2 separate regions of the Homo sapiens genome follow, and region 1 is linked to region 2. A link is a contact called in ENCODE Hi-C or POLR2A ChIA-PET data. All regions are on one chromosome and are shown on one strand. Each heading gives the region's core, a stretch centred on a gene start or an enhancer-like site at or near the end of the contact. The rest is flanking DNA. Distances are from core to core; before and after follow the strand shown. Region 1 overlaps MITF (melanocyte inducing transcription factor). Region 2 overlaps MITF (melanocyte inducing transcription factor).

What was found. A loop is a pair of places that touch in the nucleus more often than their neighbours do. ChIA-PET counts read pairs that join two places held with the same protein, here RNA polymerase II (POLR2A). Pooled maps may share reads with other maps.
Region 1: a loop to region 2 is called in a pooled map, with 2.0 times the contacts of the local background. The contact joins two enhancer-like sites. A Hi-C loop is called at or near these places in 1 of 168 maps with a recorded cell type or tissue (endothelial cell of umbilical vein) and 1 of 50 pooled maps. POLR2A ChIA-PET finds 5 or more read pairs at or near these places in 2 of 52 experiments (BJ and H1).

What each region holds. Positions count from the first base shown.
Region 1 is chr3:69,815,278-69,821,355 of GRCh38, forward strand. The region is part of intron 1 of MITF (melanocyte inducing transcription factor); the gene reads left to right. Among named protein-coding and RNA genes, the nearest start is that of MITF, 79 kb to the left of the region's middle. Within about 2 kb of position 4,199, at least 4 of the 41 ENCODE cell types and tissues checked have a DNase peak (open chromatin) inside an H3K27ac peak, as active enhancers do.
Region 2 is chr3:69,772,312-69,778,673 of GRCh38, forward strand. All of the region lies in intron 1 of MITF (melanocyte inducing transcription factor), which reads left to right. Among named protein-coding and RNA genes, the nearest start is that of MITF, 36 kb to the left of the region's middle. Within about 2 kb of position 1,888, at least 4 of the 41 ENCODE cell types and tissues checked have a DNase peak (open chromatin) inside an H3K27ac peak, as active enhancers do.

The sequences.
Region 1 (6,078 bases), core at 2,949-5,448, 45 kb after region 2:
GTTTCCTGCTCACATTGTCTAGTAATAAGGTTGACTCTGGACAACACAGGTCTGAACTGCTTGGGTCCACCTGTACGTGATGTTTCTTCTGCTTCTGCCACTTCGGAGTCTGCAAGACCAAACTCCCTCTTCCTTCTCCCCCTCAGCCTACTCAACATGAAGATGATGAGGATGAAGACCTTTTTGATGATCCACTTTCACTTAATGATTAGTAAATATCTTTTCTTTCTTGTGATTTTCTTAATAACATTTTCTTTTCTCCGGCTTACTTTATTGTAAGAATACAGTGCACAATAAATGTAATATACAAAATATGTGTTAATTGACTATTTATATTATTGGTAAGCCTTCTGATCAACAGAAGGCTATTCCCCGTTGAGTAAGTTTTGGAGAGAGTCAAAAGTTATATGTGGATTTTTGACTGTGTGTGTGGGGTAGGGGAGTTGGCATCCCTAACCCCTACATTGTTCAAGGGTCAACTGTATTTTATTGAATGCTAGTCATTGTGAATGTTATGCTGTGTGTCTCTGGATTTTATCATTTTGTAAGGAGTGTTGAATTTTGTTCTGGAAAGTGGATCATTTCCTTGGGATCAGCTTGATTCTTTCAAGGGCTGTCTTTAAATTTTCTGAGAGTGGATCTAAAGTCGTCTTATTGTAGGCTTAGTTTAGCCCTATACCCAAGTGTGGTCTTTCTGGGATCTCTACAGAACACTCCTGGTGTTTAAAGAAGTCTCTCCACTTCTGCAGGTTGGAACTTGAATGTTTCCCAGCCCTTGATGAGCTCTGAAAGTTGTTCAGTTTATAACTTTATTACAGATGCTCTCTTCCTGGTAGTCATTCTTTCTCTAGTAGTTGCTGTTTGCCCAGGACAGTGACATCTCACCCTCTGCATATACACATTACTATTCAGCCAAAGACTCAGGGACACACCTAGAAAGACTTCTAGGTCTCTTCCTTTGTTGTACTGTGGCCTGCATATTCCAGCCATCTCATTCTCCCCAAATGTAAACCGTTTCTTTCCATGTCATTGAGACTCCTCTGTGCTGCTCAGGTTCCTTCTCTCTGCTGCACCATCTGGAAAGTATTTCTAGACAGAAAGCATAGGTGATCACACTGCTCATCTCATTTGTTTTTCTTCCTTTGGGAACCACAGTCGTGAACTGTTGTTTAATAACTGAAAACTCTTGTTTCATATATTTTTGTCTGATTTTCTAGTTGATTGTAGTGGGAGAAATAATCTGGTACCAGCTGCTTTTCATGGCTGAAGTGTAATTTACTCTAACAATTTTTATGTAAGACCAGGGGTTTGAGAATCAGACATGTGGACTTCGGATTTGGTTCCCAGCATTTGCTAAGTTTTGATCTTTGGCAATTAGTTAACATCTCTCTGACTTAGCTGCTTTATTGTAAAATGGGCATGGTAGTACCTAATTCATAGGGGTTTATGAGCATTATTTGTGATAGTGCAAGTAAAATGCTTAGTATAGTTCCTTACACATATTAAGGCTCATTCATTGATGATGATGATGATGTTGATAATGGTGGTGGTGGTCGTGGTATTCAGCTGTCTGTATTTTCACTATAAGTGAGGATGTTACATAGAAAAAAATGCTTTTGTTATGTTACAAAGTGAAAGTGCTGCAAGTCTTGTGGCAGTTAATTGTCACAAATGTGATAGGATCAAGGAGAGCTTAGACACTCTTCCTTTTCACTGCTTGCAGAACAGTCACAGAAGTTACAGAAAAATTCATTGATGACTTCTGGGTGTGGTAGCCAGAAGAGTTGATGCTTTTTCTGAAAATACTCATATAAGTTTAGGGATACAAAGCTCCTGAAGACTGTATTTAAAATGCCTTTAAAAGTGAACCTGATTATATCTTTAATGTTTTGCTTTTTAAGCTGTGTGGTGCAAACATAGGTGTGTTTATTATTATTTTTTATTCTATTTGATATTTTGATATACCTGAAATGGTTCATAATTTTCCAAACCTGTCTCACCCCCTCAAAAGCAGGCCTTTTTCCAGAGTCAGTCTGTGCTATAAGTCTAATCTGTTAACATTTGAGTGGATCAAATCTTAAAACCATGAGATAGCTTCTCATTAGTACTAGTGTACGTATTTGAGAAATTGTTGAATTAAACATGCAAGTTGCAGTATGATGTGTACAATGGTACTACTCAGGTAAAATTTTAAAATATGTAGAACATTACTGTATACTCTGGATGGATGTGTGTGTGGTGTGTGTGTGTGTGCATGAAAAACTTGGTTTGGAAAGAAACATGAAGTTTAGGAAAACAATTATTTTCTGAGAAAAGAGATGGGAGGGAGAGCAGGCAAGAATTCAAAATAGTCTTAAATTGAATCCATCATATATTATTTCTGAAAAAAAATGAATCAAATATTCCAGATAACATTTTAGAATCTGAATGGTGCATGTATGGGTATGTTATATTCTTCTTTGTATTTTTCTATATGTTTGATACTTGTCTTAAAAATAAATGTAATAACAATAATGTACAAGTTGGTAATGGAATTAAAACTTTTGGCTCTAGGGGCTTGGTTCATGTTTGATCAATATCAAGCCTTTTGGGGTTATCTTCAGGAATGTGATTGTAATATCCTGCATTGTGTCTTACTCTGGGACAACCTCAGAATGTAAAGTTATACTTAGGAGTCCAGAACACCTTCCTTTTGTAAACACATATGCATTAGATATTGTTAGGATAAAACTTCGCTGATGGTTTTATCAGCGATAAACTTCATACTTAGGTATGAAGTATGAATATTTAATGCAGTATGAAGTTTGAATATTGTAATGCAGGGACTTTTTCCTGGGCCAGTCTATACTCTTAAGTCTAATCTGTTCCCCTTTGAGTGGATCAACTCTTAAAACCCTTAAATAGCTTCTCATCAGTAGGACAAAGTTCATGCAACTTAAGGGGACCTAGGAAGCCTGCTTCCCCTTTTCCCCTGTTGCTCCTCCCACCATCCTTTTTTCTTTCTTTCTGTTATCCAACTATACTAGACTTTTTATCCTTCTTCTGTTTCCTCTTAGGTGTCCTGTTCATTCTCTTGAGGAGGCATTGATTTCCCCTTTCCTCTTTAACTCCGTCCCTATCCCTCAGTTTTTCTAGTGGACCGCTCTACATCAGTCAAATCTTAGCTTCAGTATCCCAGTGTAACCACGTAAGTTCCACTACTGTATGCTTTCTACAATTTTCCAATATTAATGCTCATATCCTCACTGTTATTACTCACATGCCCACCTTTCCAGTCTTCAATTTAAGCCCTATTAGGAAGAAACCATGTTTATCTCCATTTCTCTAGCACCTATGTAGCATTTATAATATAAGCACTAAATAAATATTTGTTGAATGAAAACATGAATTAAGTACAGTTTGGGCTTCTGATGAATATATACTCACTAGATACTTAAAATTTTTAATGGAAAATACTGGATTTAAAGAAAACTTTTATGAATATTTTAATGAACATTTTCATAAAATATTGAGAGGATTTATGGTCAAAGATATATTTTTAAATTGGAGAAGTAAAGTGTTTACTCACAAGGAAAGCAATGCTAGAGTCCCATGGGCATTAACAGGTTAATTTTCTTCTTTAAATAAATTAATTAAAATTTTTATTACTAATACACGTGTATGGAAACAATCAAAGAGGACTGAAGTGTTTAAAATGAAAAGCAGTAATCATATGCTTCAGTGTTCCTCAGTTCTATCTGATTAATAAGTTAAAACTTTAATAAGATTCACCTTCAAGAAGAAAAATGTGCATGAACAAAAACAACTATAGTTGTTGAGTTGAAGGTAGAATGGGAATAAAGCCTCACACTAAAGGGGCTTTTTAAGTCATGATTTGTTTTTAAAAATGCCATCTGAAGGGCACAGTGATTCCTCCAGTGTTAGCTTGTGTTTTCTATAACCTTCTTCCTCAAAGGCCCATCCTAAAAAAGATTCAGCTTTGCTTTTTTGCCCCTCTTTCCAAAGACAGGATCTCAAAAAATGGTAACTAATTTAAGCCCTGCTAAATGTCCAGATGCAGCACCTGGGAAAAATGAAGTTCAGAAGTTCAGAATTTGGAAGCGCTTAAGCTAGAAGAATCTTCTTGCTGTGGTTGCATGTCTGGTTCTGGAAGCTAGTAACTTCTTTCAGGCAGGCATTGTTCCATTAGAACAGATGGCCCGAAGTGTGGCTGTGCCAGAGAGCAGAGACCAAGTGTGAACTTGTCCAGGAAGTTGAAACACTTCTCAGAATATCTTCTTCTCCTGGTAATAGCCGTGCCATTGCAACTAGAACTTTCTGGGTTGGAAGAGTGAACTCAACAAAACAAAACAAAACAAAACAAACAAACAAACAAAAACTACAAAAAAACCATGAGACTGGGTGCCATGGCTCATGCCTGTAACCTGTAATCCCAGCACTTTGGGAGGCTGAGGCAGGTGGATCACTTGAGGTCAGGAGTTCCAGACCAGCCTGGCCAACATGGTGAAACCTCGTCTCTACTAAAAAAAAGTACAAAAAAAGCTGGGAGTGATGGTGCATGCCTGTATTCCCAGCTACCTGGGAGGCTAAGGCAGGGGAATCGCTTGAACCCGGGAGGTGGAGGTTGCAGTTAGCCAAAGTTGCACCATTGCACTCCAGCCTGGGTGACAAGTGAGACTCTGTCTCAAAAAACAAACAAACAAACAAAAACATAAAAGCTAGAGTTAGAGCATTGATGTCCAATGTGGTAGCTATTGAACCCTTGAAATGTGGCTAGCCCAAATTGAGACGTACTGTATGTGTGAAATGCACACCAGACCTCATAGATTTCATATGAAAAAGGAAAGTAAAATATCTTGTTAACAATTTTTAATATAGATTCGTTTTGAATTATGTTTTGGGTAAATAAGGTAGTAAAATTGACTTCACGTGCTTCATTTTGTTTTTCTTTTTAATGTGGCTACTAGAAAATTGAAATATACATGTGTGGCTCATTTTGTATTTCTATTAGACGGTGCTGCTTTTGAGAGAAACTTTACCAGGGATGTTCATGGAACTCTGTCCAAGTTACACTTTGATGTGACTCTTTACTCTGGAGTAGATCAGATATGGAATCCAAACCTTGGAATTTCTAAGTTAGCTTCTTAGTAACTTACAGTTTAAATGTAGCAATGAAAACAAGAGTAGGATTTTTTTTTTTCAGTTGTAAAAGAAATTTCTAGAAACTAAGAGCTTTACAGAGCTTAAAATTTATTCTCATTGTTTTATTTTTAAACTCTAAGTTTCTGCCAGGACAAAAATGTTCAGTTCTTTTTGGATTCTGATGGCCTGGTAAAACTTCTTTGTAAACCTAGGGGATGTGATAGAATTGGCACAGGAGAAAATTAATTTGGTTGGGATCCATGAATGGAATGGAGGTGATGTGCAGGCCTTGCAGTCTGTTGTAATCAATCATTATAGAAGTTTTGCTGCGATGCTGGCCTGCCCAACACTCTGCACTTTGGGCAACATCGTGAAAAGATATCTTCCTGTAGATCCCTGCTCTGGTGCAATACAAGTGTCAACATAGAAATAGAATGTGTGTTATTATAGGCCACATATATACACATTCAATAAAATGTCTCAGCATTTACTCGTGTGTGTGTGTGTGTGTATGTGTCTGTGTGTGTGTTCTGGAAAAAAGTTAAATGAGATTTTCCACAACTTTTTAAAAAAATTTCAGCCTCGTTGTAGGATATTTTCCAAACCCACATTTTCCAGCAATTTGAGCCCCAAACTTATAGCAATGAGGCACTTTCTTGACAAAGGTGAGTCAAAAACAGGAACCCTTTGATTCTGTTTGTCACATGATGCTGGATGTTATAAAATAATAATAGCAAGGAGTTCATTTCTTTCCCTTTGATCGTCAGACTTTTAGCTGCTTCACTTCCATTGCTAAAGCCAGGAATTCAGAAGTGTAGGTCAGATGCTGTGCGTAGAAAATGCATTTGGGAGCATACACATTAAATGGGTTATAAATAGTATCTGCCCTGACAATGCTGGAATTTTCTCAGCTTTTAGAGACATTGAAGTCTTTGT
Region 2 (6,362 bases), core at 638-3,137:
CATGTTTTATATTTAGAATGGTGCATGGAGGCTCAGCTGTGCCAGCCATTCAGGCCTAATGGCAAATGTTGGTTCATGCCAGAAAGTTTTTGGAGTCTAGTCTCTTTTTTGGGATGTCCAATCTAAGCAAACCATCCTTTTCTGTCTTAAGCTGAGGGGCACAGGGAAGCAATTTAGAAGTGATTTCCACTTCTGTGCATGTGACAGCATCTTGTTTCTGATAAAAATTATTTACTTGCTAGTTCACTCTTTAACCCAGAGAGTCATGCAGCCTTAAAAGGGATTGCTTTGACAAGTCTTTATGTCACTTCATTCCTTAGTTTACTGACTTCCATGCGGAGTATCAGTGAGTGTCAGTTAAAAGTGGGTACATAGTGATAGTAGATGACACCCATGCCACCAGCTGCTTCCTATGGGCTGCCAGATGCTAGCAAACGTTTCACAGCTCTTGAATTCTCTGGATTTGGGCCACTCTTGAACTCTATCCATCAATCCATACACCCACTTATTGAGCTAATATTTATTGAGGTTTTACTATGTTTCAGGAAGTTGTCTAGGTATGAGGAATACAGCAGGGCACCAAACTGTTGAAAATCTTTGTATTCATGGAACTTACATGGGCAAGCAGATGTAGAAATAAATATGTGAATGAGTAAAATGCATAATATGCTAAATGCTGGTAAGTGTTATAGAGAACGATAAAGCATGGCTGGGTTTGGGGTGACTTGTAATTTAAAACTGAGTGGACAAGGACTGCCTCACTGAGAAAATGACATTTGAGAAAAGACCCAAAGAAGATGAGGGAGTCATGCCAGTATTTGGGGGCAAAGCACAGCAGACAGAAGGAAGAGTAAGTACATAGTATCTGGACAGGAGTGAGTCTACTTCAGTAACAGCATCATGGCCACAGCGGCTGGACCAGGCTGAGCAAAGTGGGGAGTTCCAGGAATGGCAGGAGGTGGGGTCAGTGAAGGAATGGGATTGGGGCAGAGGCAGACACTGTAAGGGTTTGCAAAGACTTTGCCTTTTACTCATTAAAAATTGGGAGCCGTTGCAGATTTCTAGCTAAAGGAGTAGCATGATCTGATTAATTCAGGTAGCAGCCCAGTGTGGTGGGGGAAAACAGGGGTCTGTGAATTTGGAGATCATGTAAACCACGGTTTTGTCACTAGGTAGGGGCAAATAAATTCAGCATCCTTAGCTTCAATTTTATTCCTTCTTATAAAACAATGCTTGTGGGTTGGATAGTTTTTCATGACCTTCCAGGTTTTGATACTGTTACCCTGGATTAGTTGCCTTCCTGTGAGTATTTCATGTGTATGGCTGATTACATTTCTCCTTGAGTATGCATAGCTGGACCACAGATTTGTAAATTATCTTTCTGTGCTTTATTTACTTAAAAAATTTTCCATAAACATCTCAAATTGAAAACTATGAAGCATTAATACTTCTATATATTGATGTTAAAGGTTGCTTGAAGGCTAAATGGTAAGGGTAAACACAGATTATAAGCTTTATCACTAGCCTTAATACTATTTTTTGTTATAGAAAATAGAATTGATTTGTAGAGTATTGCACTGAGCTATCAGTTGGGATACAGTGATAAATAAGACACAGCGTCTTAAGGAATTGAGTAGGAGGAGAGATTCCTGGATAAGACAGTAACTCATAAAGTGTTGTTAATGGAGGAGACAGTCCTGGTTAAGACAGTACCCTACAAAATGGTGTTAATGGCAGAAAAGAGGGCCAGAAGCCATGACTAGGTGCAGGCCCATGGGAGCACAGGCAGACTAATATTCAGGTATGTCTTCATACCAATATCCTTTAAAAATGTTTAATATTTTCAACAACCAGTTAGACCTAGTGCCACACATGCTAGGAGGTGCCAGAGGCCTGGCAGGCTTTCTTCTACAGCCCTGAGCAATTTGGCTCTGCCCCAAAGTTGCATCATGATGTTTGGCACACCAAGGTCTGGTAAGTAACTCTTATTAGAAGATGGTTTAGGGACCGTCTTTTATTATTCAAGAATGTCCTTTGGACATCTTAATCTTCTCCCTTCCACCAGAATATTTCTTCTACTTCCTGTGATGTTATAGTGCTCCTTCTAGACTGGTACCCCAGGTAGCAGGATGGCTAGTCAGTTTCTGTATTTCCTCTGTGGAGAAGTATTGCTTTAGTCTTACCTTGTCTTCAGGCCTCCAGTATGAACTCTGTTGGGAGTCACGTGGAGCCCTAGTCATTTTATCCACTGACGCAATGTATTCCTTGTGTTCTGTTAACTGGCTTCTTGGGCAGCCTAGGAGTATTCTAAGTTTCCAGGTCAAAGATTCTGGAAGCAACTTTCCAAGAGGTAGAAGGGCTGCCACTTTCCCAGACTTTCCCCTTCAACTGAGGCTCCCTGTGTATGTTGGGGTGTGGGGTGCTAGAGGCCTTGCTGCTGAGGAAAGTTGCCATGGTTACCAGCACCGTGGCTCTCGGAAGGAGGAGGCTAGCATGTTAGCACCTCAGCTGTCCTGTGGTAATGCTTAGGGGGCAAATGACCATACCAATGAGCACTGTTAGAGCTGGAGGGGAAACTGAGGTTCAGAAGTTGACGCTGGAAACAGGAACCAAGAGCCCTTGACTTTCACATTGCATTGCTTCCTTTCAGTTATTTTACACCTCAGGCCTTCACACACATTCTTCCTGCCATCTTGAACATTTTCCTGCCATTCTTCTGTTTTCTTTCTACTCATCCTTTAGTCTCCACTTAAAGGTTGCTTCCCAACCCACCTCCTTGCCCCTCATCTGAATTAGGTTACCATGCTTTTCTTTTATGGTTTCCTAATCTTATCCTTCATGCTGTTTACATAATTATTCTATATGCATCCGTATGTTCAGTGTTTGTTTCCCTACTCCAAAGGGCCAAGGAGCACAGCTGTTTTGTTCTCCATTTTATTCTCAGAGGTTAAGCCAGGCTGTAACACAGATAGGCAGTGTATGACTCCATAAGTGAAAGGGTAAATGACTGGAAAGAAGACTGGTTTTCTCTCACCTATTTATGTGAAATGTCTCTGCCTGTCTCAGCTGAGGGTAACAACTGTTATTGGTTTTGTGTATTATTGAGGATACAGAAGATGTGATTCTTGTCTCTAACATCACCAAGTCTGTGGCCTTCTGGAATTTTATTAAGGGTTGTCTCTGCAAAAACCAAAACCCAATGATACACACAAATCAGCATTCTTTAATTGGTATAGGCTTGACACGAGGGGCTGTGATTTGTCAATTTATTTTACAATATTTGCATTTTTATTTCTTAATTCTGTTTCCAGAAATGAGCTTTAATGCCATTTGGATCCCCCATTCTTTTTATTAAAAATGAATAGAGAAAATACCACTTTTCATTAATAGGATTCATAATCCTTTTTTGGAGGGATTTGTTTTGGCTTGTGTAATGGAACTTTTAAGAGGGTAGGCATAGAAAACTGACTGGGACTCTTTGTAGAAGAAAGAGCAGAGTTACCTACTGTGTGTAAAAAAGAAAAGCAGGAACAGTGGACTTTCTTTATTTCTAAAACTAAACTGCCCTAATTGTTCATATCAAAAGATGGGCTTTTCCCAAGCTCGGTTGGCATTTTTAATTTACAGAGAAAGCGTGCATTGTTTTGCAGTGTGCATTGCGGTTACATTGGCTCCCAGAAGATTAGCTCAAAGGTATCTATGAATAGTCACACCCTAAATTATATGAACTGAAGAGTTTTAAAGAGGTGGAAAATCTGATGCATGCTATTTCCCAGACATTCATGCCTTAGGAAAATAACTAGGGAAGTGGGAGAGTGAAACTTAGAAGTTGCTACTTTATATTCACCAATGTGGCACTTGTAAACTGTGTGACCCTGGGCCACTGAATTAACTTCTGTAAGCCTCAGAATTGTAAAGTGGAGATAAAAATACCAGCTACCTTCAGAATTATTGTGAGGATTTCATGAGATAATATATGAAAAGTGTCACAATGCCCAGCACATTATAAATGCCTTATAGGTAGGGGATAGTACACTACATAGGATAATAGTTAAGGGCACAGACTCTGGAGGGCCTGGCTTCTGAATCCTGGACTTGCACTCAGGGGTGGGGCCATCTTGGGCTGGTTACTTGACATTTGCGTGTTTGAGTTTCCTCATATGCACAATGGAGATAGTAATAATACCTGCTACATAGGGTTATTATGAAGATTAACTGAGTTAGTATGTGTCAAGTGTTGATAACAACTTGTGGTTCATGGTAAGTGCTATATATACGTTTGTTGCGATGAAGAAGTCTGGGTCTTGCAGACAGTTAGTCTGCAAGTTCTTGAACCAGACTTCATAATGTACCAAGTATGTTGAGCTTCAATTTTCTCTTTTTGTAATATGCGGATGATTCTAGTTATAATGTCAATTTTTATGAGAAATCGGTGAGATAATGCATATGTAAAGTGCTCAGCATAGGATTTGGAACATGGAAAATACTCACTACTCATAGCAAAGACTTTTCTTGTAATTGCTACTACCATTACTATGATTATTTCCATTATTTTTAGTCCTACTATGAATATGCCTCTGGCTTATATAGAACTTATATTCGAAGTGAATTCCACAAACACTCTGTGGAAATAAAAAGGATTAATATGTAGAAAATAATGTTGAGAGTAATGTTACTGTTGGTGTATTTCTATAAATGGAGCTGTTTCAGCAAATTGAAAAATATCCAGTAAAAGTCTTATAATCATGCATTTGCAATTTTGCAGATCACAAAAGATCAGAGTTAGTCAGGGTCAGTGTTGGGTGGACAGTTTTATATTCATGGAAAATGACTCATAGGAAACATCAGGAACTAAAATTTCCAAAATAAAAAAAAATTAAAAAGTCATCATATAAACTGTGTTTAAGTCAAGTCTATTTCCTATCTTAACTGAGATTATGTTCATGGAGTAAAGTTTTGACATGGTCTAAATTTCAATGTTATATCTTGTTTGTGGCATCACTGGAAATGAATAAGTCCTGATTCCAGTGATGGTAACATTTTCCACTTTAGTCATTTGGGTCATTGTTGCTACAATATCCATATTTAAACCTGTGTGTTGTTTTGCAATATATCTTTAAGTTCAACTTCCTTTTTTGTTTCAAGTGACTAGGGAAGAAAAAACAGTGATTATAATACAGAGTACAAATGATGTTTGAGAAAAGCAGGGCTTTGAGTAGCATTGGTCCTGAAGTCCTCTGTGTTTTAATGAAGGGTGGGAGCTTGCACTGAGAAGTCAGGTGTGCAGAGAAGTGCTAATGGTCGCATCAAGGCCTGGATGTCAGATCCTTTCAAGTCAAAATATGGAAGTGCTGATGAAATTCCTAGATTATATGATCTAGAAGGACAAGTCAAGTTATCCCATCAAAAATATATGGGGGAACTTCCGCTAGGCATGTGCATATCTCTGATAACAGTATGCCATGGTTGGAAGGCGGGAACCTGGAAGGGAAGATAAATTCAAGTTCAGTATCACTGGGGCCATAGAATGAAGTACTTTTTAAGCCATGGTAAGAAGGGTGGGCTTTATTAGAAGGCCAATAGAGAGGAATGGAAAGGTTTTAAGTGGGAGGGAGGGCATTCTATTCGTGTTACTGAAAGATCACTCTGGCGGTGCCACAGAGAATGTATTGTAGGAGATGGTGACAAAGAAAACCAATAAGGAGCAGTGTAGGCAAGAGCTGGGGTCACTCGGGACTTGCCTGTGGAGATGGAGAGGAGGTGGAGCTGAGAGATATCAGGGAAGGAGAATCGTAGGGTGGGTGATTCGTTGGACTTAAGTGGTAAGAGAGAGCAAGGAGGGAAGGATGTCTTTTAGATTTCTCACATGGGCAGGTGGTTAGAACAATGGTGCTGTTCATGGAGATGAGGCTCTTGGTAGACAAAACAGATTGGGGAGGATGAATATTAATTCTTCCTCCTATATGTGGTAGAGTAGATGGATGTTTATGGGGTATAATAGATGAGTATAGTCATTTGACTGTTTTAGAACGAGTCTGGTTCTTGGGGTAGAACCTGTGTTTCAGTCAGGTTTGCATTTTCAAGCATGAAATTAAATTGCCAATTAACAGTTGTGTAAACAAATAGGGATTTATTTATCTCCATACAAGAAGCCCAGGGCTCTGTAATCACTGCCGTTGTTTAGTGGCTCCATGATGTCAGAACCAGCATCTCAGTGATTTGTCTTGACTTTTTTCTAATATTTGTCACCTCATGGTTGCAAGATGGCTGCCGCTCCTCTGGGCATCACAACTGCTTTACACTTTAAGAAGAGTGTAAATCAAGAAGGGAGAACAAGCTATGATTTCTTATTAACATATACA